2 separate regions of the Homo sapiens genome follow, and region 1 is linked to region 2. Evidence: chromatin contacts called from ENCODE Hi-C data. All regions are on one chromosome and are shown on one strand. Each heading gives the region's core, a stretch centred on a gene start or an enhancer-like site at or near the end of the contact. The rest is flanking DNA. Distances are from core to core; before and after follow the strand shown.

Region 1 (4,286 bases), core at 883-3,382, 370 kb after region 2:
AATGTTATGACTAGTACATCAACATCAGCTTTAACAAACTACTTTTAAGGTTTTAAAAATTGTTTTTATTAAATGTTTTATTAAATGTGGACATAATACTCAAAGGCTTATAAAAGAAATAAGAAGTTCCATATCTAATCCATCTCCATCCAAGAGCAATACATTTCAACTCTTCCCATTTATTCCGGTATTTATCTACATATTTTGAGGAAATGAGAGTTCTGATATTTCTTGCTTCTTTCACTTTAAGACACTGTCTCTTGACTTCTTATCATGGTAGTGGAGGAGTTAAACCACCACACCTCCTGCCCCTACCTCTATTCTCCCAATATAGTTTTATCATAATTTTTGGTTAAATCAAGACTTTACATTATTAGGACTATGTAAATATTTAATATTTCTTCAGTGCTGAGTGAACTGTTTTCTTTTGCAAACTGGGAATAACTACAGTTTTCTATATAACTATTATATTATTACTTTGTACTGAAGGCCCAAGAAATATGCCCTACACCTATTAATAATTGATGTAATCATTCAAACACATCAAATCATCTATCAATTCTTTCTCCATCTCTCAAGCCCAACTCTCCCTTGCCCTCTCCAGACCATGTGTGCATATCACCTGGGTCGTCTTCATTCCCTAAATCACCTACGCCTTTTCCTTGGCTTTCTCAATTTCCTGAGGCACATTCTTCAAGAGCTTGCTAAGTAAAGACCCATGGAGAATACACTTTTAGCCAATTAAGGACTGAAAATGCCATTAGTCTACTCTCACATTTGTCAATTTGGCTGGGTAAAAAATTCCAGGAAAAAAAAATTTCCCAGTATTGCTGAGAATGTTCATAGGTTTCTGATTCATAATCATTGGTCATTTTTCCTAGAATTCCCAGTATCCCTCATCCTTTGCCTATGAAAGCCCTGAGATCCTGGCAGGAAGAGACACAAGCAGGTGGACGTCGAGAGGAACACACCAGCGATAAAGTTGCTCCTCTACTTAAGAACCTCCAGAAGGCAGTGGGGGGTTTTAAGCGGAGGAGAGACTTACATTAGGTCAGCATACATTAATATAAAACTACCACCTATCACATACATTTAAATGTGAAATATGAGGTAACAATACCAAAAGTGGTACAAGCTGGCATGGAGAACTGGTCTTCAAGTGTTATCAGACCTTCTTTCGGTTTCTAAAACATCACTTTATCCAGTGTCATCTGAAGGTTTTATGTAGAAGAGTGACTTAATCTACCTAACACAGGATAATCCAAGCCCTCACCCTGCACTTCCTTATTTGCTTCTCTGATTTCCTCCCCAGAATGTTCCTCAGCCGGCTGCTCTGGCAACATCGACCTCTTTGCTCAAACACACCAAGTATTCTCCTGCCTTCTCCAGAGTGCACAGCCTCTACAACAGCATGGCGTGCTCCTTTACATCATTCCAGGATGCTCTGATCTCACCTCCCCAGAGAGGCCTTCCCCAAATGCTCTGCAGAAAAGAGCACCACTACCTGCCCTTACCACTCTCTACCCTGAGTGCCATGGAGACACTGCAGAATGATTTACTACTGCCGGTCCTTCTGGGCCAGCAAAAGAAGGGGACTTGTCTGGTTTGTTCACTGCCACATCCCTTTTGTTGAATAAATGAAACCGGGCTGCAGGGACCTGATAAAGTGACAGGCTGGCCTTTTCTTTTGGAGACCTTCAAATATCAGATCTGGACTCTTTTTCCTGGAGATAATTCATTTCTCTAGCGAAGACACCACTATGCCCTGCCACAGCTGGAGGGGTGGGGAGATTCACACCTGGCTGTTGGCTTCAAAAGGCCAGACGGGGAAAGGCCTGGGGTCCCTAGGGTCAGCATGCAGATTTACTCAACCCCCCGGTTTTATGCCCTACCACACAGGTGCGTCAGCACTCTCAGCAGCTTCCTGCTACACTTTTTCCACAGGATAAACTGGAAAAAGTTTCTACAAGATACAACAGAGTAATGACCTGGCAGTACAAGTAAAGATGAGCAACTGGGAATGTGGCTGTTTTGTAGTCAAACTTTTAAACAATCTCCTTACTTTAGTGCAGTGCTTCAGCCTACCTTCTGTGACAGCACTGAGACAGAGGTGTGTCCAGCAAATTGACTCTAGTCTTGTCACATCACCCTCTACAAGCATGTGGGTTTGCACATCCTCTGTTCTGCTAGGCATCAGCACTCCATCTGCTTCCTGACTTAACCGAAACGTGTGAAAATCTCTCACCCACGACTTTCTGTCCTTGAGGTTTAATAACTTTTCAAAAGTTTTCTTCTTTCACTCTCATTTTAGGAGTTTGGAAAGAAGCAGTGAACCCATGTCCATCCTCTATATTTAACTAGAATTCCTGAGCTGCTCTTCAACTGCTTAGCACTCCCTGGGTACCTGTCTAGCAGAAAAATTACTTTTCTATTTCAAATATGGTGAAGATGTTTCTAGCTCAAAATCTCACTCTATCAAATACACAGTCCTGAATTAATATTGATCAAGCCTGAGATTAAGACTTAAAAGGTTTGAAAATAAAAACGCAGACCTTAGTTGCCTTGCAAAGATTGTTTCATCACATACACCAAATAACTGGTGCTGAATTCTCAGGACCATATGCCTTTAAAAACAGAGACAGGCTGCAGTGACTCATGCCTGTAGTCCCAGCACTTTGGGAGGCCGAGGAGGGTGGATCACAAGGTCAGGAGATCGAGACCATCCTGGCCAACCCTGTCTCTACTAAAAATACAAAAATTAGCTGGGTGTGGTGGCACATGCCTGTAATCCCAGTTACTCGGGAGGCTGAGGCACGAGAATCACTTGAACCCAGGAGGCAGAGGTTGCAGTGAGCCGAGATCACGCCACTGCACTCCAGCCTGGCGACAGAGCGAGACTCCATCACAAAACAAACAAACAAACAAAAAAAAAAAAAACCAGAGACAGCTCTCTCACCTCTCCACACATTATGGGGAATTGAAGTTTACACAAAGGAAACTAGCACTTTCCTAGATCAGTAAAACTGATCTAGAAATCTACAACTACAGCTCCATGAAAGTAGATGAGAATTTCCACTTGTTAGGTAAAACAAGTCAGATTTCACAGTACAGATTGTTACATTAAAAAGTACATAAGGCACAAAACTTAAAGAATGATTTATACACACAGAAGTATGGTATGTTATATTAAATACCAAGCATTTCCACGGAGAAAAAGCAGAGGTAAAAAGCTGAGAGTGAGAAACAAAACAAAAAACAAAACAAAACAAAAAGGCAGATTTAGAATAAAGGAACTGGAGAAACTATAACCATTTTAGGAATAAAAATTTGAGTATTTTCCAAAAATAAGCCAGGCATGATGGTGGGTGCCTGTAATTCCAGCTACTCGAGAGGCTGAGACAGGAGAATCGCTTGAACCTGGGAGGCAGAAGTTGCAGTGAGCTGAGATCGTGCTATCGCACTCCAGCCTGGGCGACAGAGGCAGACTCTGTCTCAAAAAAAAACTTTTTTGAGTATTTTCTACCAAAAGAGAGAAGATAAAAGTATCTAATAATACAAGCCAGGTAACTTTGTCTATCATTTATACTGTTACTTACCTATTCAAAACTAAGGAAATAAAGCCTAGCAGACCTTTTAGTAGAAACTGACAAGCAGAGTCAATGGAACACAGAGACCAGAAAAAGACCTGCATACATATGACGTGTATATATTAAGTGATTTTCAACAAAGATGCTAAAGCAATTCAATGGCGAAAACAGTCTTTGCAACAAGTGGTGATGAAACAACTAAACGAAACTTCACTCTTAGCTCATATCATATCTAAAGATTAACTCAATGATTAGCCTAAGTGTAAGAGCTAAAACTATTAAGTTTCTGGAAGAAAGAGAAAATCATACAGAACAATTTCTCAAATATAATACAAAAAGCCCAAGCTATAAAAACAAAAATCAATACATTGGACTTCATCAAAATTTAAAACTTTTCAAAAAACAGTCAAAAGAATAAAAAGGCAAGCCATAGACTATATTTGCAAAACTTATGTCTTACAAAAGACTTGTATTTAAAATACATAAATAATTCTTACAACTCAGTAAAAACAAAGACAACCCAATTAAAATATGAGAAAAAGATCTGAACAGAAACTTCACCATAGAAGGTATGTGGGAAGCAAATAAGTGCATGAAAAGATCATCAACATTAATCATCAGGGAAATAAGATACTACCACAGACCCACTAAATGGCTAAAATTAAAAAGACAAACCATACCAAGTGCTGGCAATGATGT
Region 2 (4,279 bases), core at 1,655-4,154:
TTAATTAAGCATAACTATATTAATTGCTACATAACTGAGAGCAAATTAATTGTAAGTAAATTACTTTATCACTGAATCCCTTTTAAGCAGTAGTATTATTTAATTATTGATCACTTGTAGTGGTTAATATATTTTGCAAATTCAGGGATGATACTTAAAAGTATATAAAATTTGCATCATGTCTTCTTTAATGAAAAATGTTTTTTTCTCAATGGAATAACAAAGCACATTTCAAATGTGTTCCAAAATAGAATTTGTAAATATTAACAGTACTTTTCAATTCTCTCTTATTAGGTAAAAAAAAAATTATAATTTGAGCACAGAGAATTTTCAATGCCCCTTAAACAGAAATGTCTTCCTTAATATCATAAATACAAAATTATCATAAGGTAAAATTTCCTGAAGGTGGCAGCATCCTAAGCAAATCTGTCTCCAACCTTTGCAGCAGGCAGTTTTTATGTATGGAGTAATATTACATTTCCTAATAAAAGGGATTAACAACAATACCACTCATTAATAATTATGAAAACAATGTAATAGTACTCATCATGACATGATTTCTTGAAGATTTATACAGTATAGTCTCTACTGAGGAATACATAAGTTGAACTCAATATAAATATTTTTTCAAGGTTTTTCTGAAATCTGTGAAGATTTCTGTTGATTCTCTGATTACACTAATTTTTTTTCTTGCTGAAACGTTATCTAAGTGAGAAAGTGACAGGCATACATTTTAACGTTCTAACTTTCATTTTGAGTCATACTTTAGACAAAAATAATAGGCCGGGTGCGGTGGCTCACGCCTGTAATCCCTGCATTTTGGGAGGCCGAGGCGGGCGGATCATGAGGTCAGGAGATTGAGACCATCCTGGCTAACACGGTGAAACCCCGTCTCTACTAAAAATACAAAAAGTTAGCCGGACGTGGTGGCGGGCACCTGTAGTCCCAGCTACTCGGGAGGCTGAGGCAGGAGAATGGTGTGAACCCGGGAGGCGGAGCTTGCAGTGAGCTGAGATCGTGCCACTGCACTCCAGCCTGGGCGACGAGCGAGACTCCGTCTCAAAAAATAATAATAATAATAATAATAATATTAATGCCAATTCCTTCTACATATTTCTTGAAATGTGAGGAAAATAATGATAACAAATGCTATGACTATGATTTTTGAAACTAAGAGTGGGCCCATAAATTGGGAAATAAATCTTAATTTAAACATTGGGTTTTAAAGTACTTACTCAATTCACTTCACAGTTACTTTGAAATAAAACCCCACAAACTTTTCTTATCTGACAATAAAATATAGTTTGATGATTTACTTTTGAAACTGTAATGCACTACACAGGTGGTTGTGGCTGTTATCATTATTTTTAAAAGCCAAGTTTCCACATCTGTACTTTGTGATCAGGGACTCTAATAGCAAGAAATAGTTGTATCATTGGTCAACAGAGTTATTTTGAACCTAGGTATTTTCCTTCAAAATGAGATGTGCTTTCCCCCGTCATAATAATTTTGATTCCATCACTTCTTTGTTATTCCATCTCTAAAAATGAAGATAAACATCTAAATTCTACAGTGTTTGGTCAATAACCTCCCTATTTAGATTTTAGTGCCCATTCATCATTATGCATATACCAAATTAGATTGCTGTAGAAGCAAATGTTTCTCAGAAAAATAATGAAACCCTTTATTTCATAGGTTCAGAGACATGTTGCTTCTTTGTAAATGGTAACTTGCCAGCCAGCTAACCCACGGTTAAGCAAAGATAAACTCCCTGGAAGGCAACAGATGTAATCTCAGCATTATTTTTTCTTCAGAGTTTTCCCAACCAGAATTTTTGTCTCTATTCCTGTTGCATTTTCATGTTTTCTTTCTTTCCATTTCTTTCTTTCTCTTTCCCATACTCTTCTGCATATGATTATTTTCTTCCTTTTTTTTTTCTTTCTTTTTTTCACCTCTGTCCTTCTCTCTGCAGTTTCTGATGCTGTGAACCTAGTGAATATTAAGGGACTTTCCTGGGGTATTTCCCAGAGGTTGAAGAAAAGCACCAGGACTGTGAAGTCACAGAAGCAGCCACAACACAGACTCTGGGAGGATGGGAAATGGCTAAAGTCATGATTTAGCCAGATGTTACAGAGTACAGGAAAAATAGAAAGTGAAGACCGGAAAAGTTCTATGCACTTTACTGAAATTGAAAACCCAAAATTCTCAACATGTTCATCCAATAAATTTTTTATATATATTTGGGATAAGTAAATTAAAATTGTATAAAAGATTTGTCTTAAATTCCTCAGCTAATATAGACAAAGTAGTACGACTGCACAAGCATTATCATAGATTCAGATGCGGGTATGGAGAGAGAAGAACTGGTCTGCTTTATTATATATTTTGCCAAATAGAGCTTATGGAAGAGAAGATATAAGAAAAATAATGAGGAACCTGTTTTAAACTGGATATGGGATAACTTCAGCATAAGTGATAGAATAGAAGAGAGAAAAGTAAAAAAAGGAGAAAACAGGCATGACTGACTAGTATGGGAATGTGAAAGAAATAAGAAAGAAATAAAAGTAGAAATGCAAAAAGCAATGGAAGGGTTCATATAAGTGATCAATAATTGCATCAGAATAAAATTAAGGGATATGGCCAATGGGGAAAAAGGATAATCAGGAGATTATCTGATTATAAAAGATAATGTTTGGAATAAGAGAGAGAGAGCAAAGGAAAGAGAGACAGAGAGAGAGAGATGATCAAGAGACCTGGGGAAAAAAATCTTGTTGACTGAAGTAGTAAGGTGGAAATAAATTTGGAAAGTAACATGGAGGAAGAAGCAGTAAAATGTTGTCATGAATAAAAGGAGAGCTGGTCTGAGATCATCTGCCAAGTGGAGGAGATGTGGACACCTGAGACAAAGGAAATATCAGTGACTACTGAGCGAGGAGTTGGAGCTTTGCCATAAACCAAGTAAAGTGAAAACACTAGTTCTTGCCAGCAAGCTGACTTTCACATGAAAGGGCAACAAACACATAATTTAATTATCATTGAAAGCAAAAATGACACCAACTGTGTTTTAAACTCTTCCTCATCTCATGGGATGTGATAATAAGTGAATCATGACAGCATCAAGCTCATTTCTGGTGCTTCACTAAAGTAACACAGTAAAAACATTAGCAGTCAAGAATTTGTGTAATTATTCAGTATCATCTTCCTGGAAAATTTTAGATACTTTGCAATTGAGATGCATTTACATGTTTCCTGATTCCTTCTTCAAAATAAAGGTCCATATGCAGTTTTTTGCCAAAACGAACAGAGAACGGAGAGGCAAAGCAGAACTACCCCAAGCTAACCTCCTTTGCCCATGGGTAGAACAGGCTTGTCACACCGAAAGTGAAAAACTCCCCATTAGAATATTGACTCTCCTCTGTAAACATCCAGTACAAGGAAATAAGAATACATGGATGCAAAGTAAACTCTTAGTTTCTACAATTGGTAGATAAAAGCTGGTGTTAATTTTTCTTTAAGCAGCCCAGGGTGCTTGACCTCCTTGAATCTACCTATGGTGTCGGAGGAATTCGTTGACATAAAGGTCCCCCAGCTCAGCAAGAGATAAGCCAGGGAAACATTGGAGTTTATGGCCGGGTTCTCCTGATACTGTTAGAACACTAAACCTTAGGGAAAGGACTATTTTTTTTTCTTCAAACTTCAGGGAGGCAGGCTTAGAATTAATTGCCCTTCCAGACAGAGAAGAGAGAATGTGATGCCTCTGGACACAGCAGTGTCTTGAACTTAAGACAAGGACATTGCAGTGTATTTTTCTGGCCGCCTTCTTTTAGTCAGTTCTAAAGGGATTCAAAAAGCTCTTTATAAAAGCAAATTTAGAAGAAGCTCTGTCCAAACTCATAGAGTAAGTTTAATTACTTCTAAAATTAACATAAAATGTGGAAAAGTGCACCTGTTATAGGCATATGCCTCAATAAATTTTTACCAGGTAACTAGACCCATGTAACCAGCTCCTTAATCATGATCTAGAACATTACTAGAAGGCCAGCCATCACTAACTCTCCAAATGTCACCACTGGCATGAATACTGATAACAAAGTTTTGCCTGTTTTTGTTTTTTGGTTTTTGTTTGTTTACATTAAATAAATGAAATAATGCTATATGTTCTCCTTTGTGACATATAGCTTCTTCCACTCAATAGTATGTTAGTCTGATTCATCCACATATTTTGGGATTGTTCTGAGTTGGTTATTCTCATTGCTCTATAGTATTCCATTATATGAAT

What was found. A loop is a pair of places that touch in the nucleus more often than their neighbours do. Pooled maps may share reads with other maps.
Region 1: a pooled map shows a loop between it and region 2 (2.4-fold over the local background). The contact joins two enhancer-like sites. A Hi-C loop is called at or near these places in 2 of 37 single-sample maps with no recorded cell type and 1 of 50 pooled maps.

Annotation. Positions count from the first base shown.
Region 1 is chr18:31,632,324-31,636,609 of GRCh38, forward strand. All of the region lies in intron 5 of B4GALT6 (beta-1,4-galactosyltransferase 6), which reads right to left. Among named protein-coding and RNA genes, the nearest start is that of TTR, 43 kb to the left of the region's middle. RefSeq lists an enhancer at 1,164-1,403. Within about 2 kb of position 2,133, at least 3 of the 41 ENCODE cell types and tissues checked have a DNase peak (open chromatin) inside an H3K27ac peak, as active enhancers do.
Region 2 is chr18:31,266,287-31,270,565 of GRCh38, forward strand. No RefSeq gene overlaps it. Among named protein-coding and RNA genes, the nearest start is that of DSG1, 50 kb to the right of the region's middle. RefSeq lists an enhancer at 1,915-2,034. Within about 2 kb of position 2,905, at least 2 of the 41 ENCODE cell types and tissues checked have a DNase peak (open chromatin) inside an H3K27ac peak, as active enhancers do.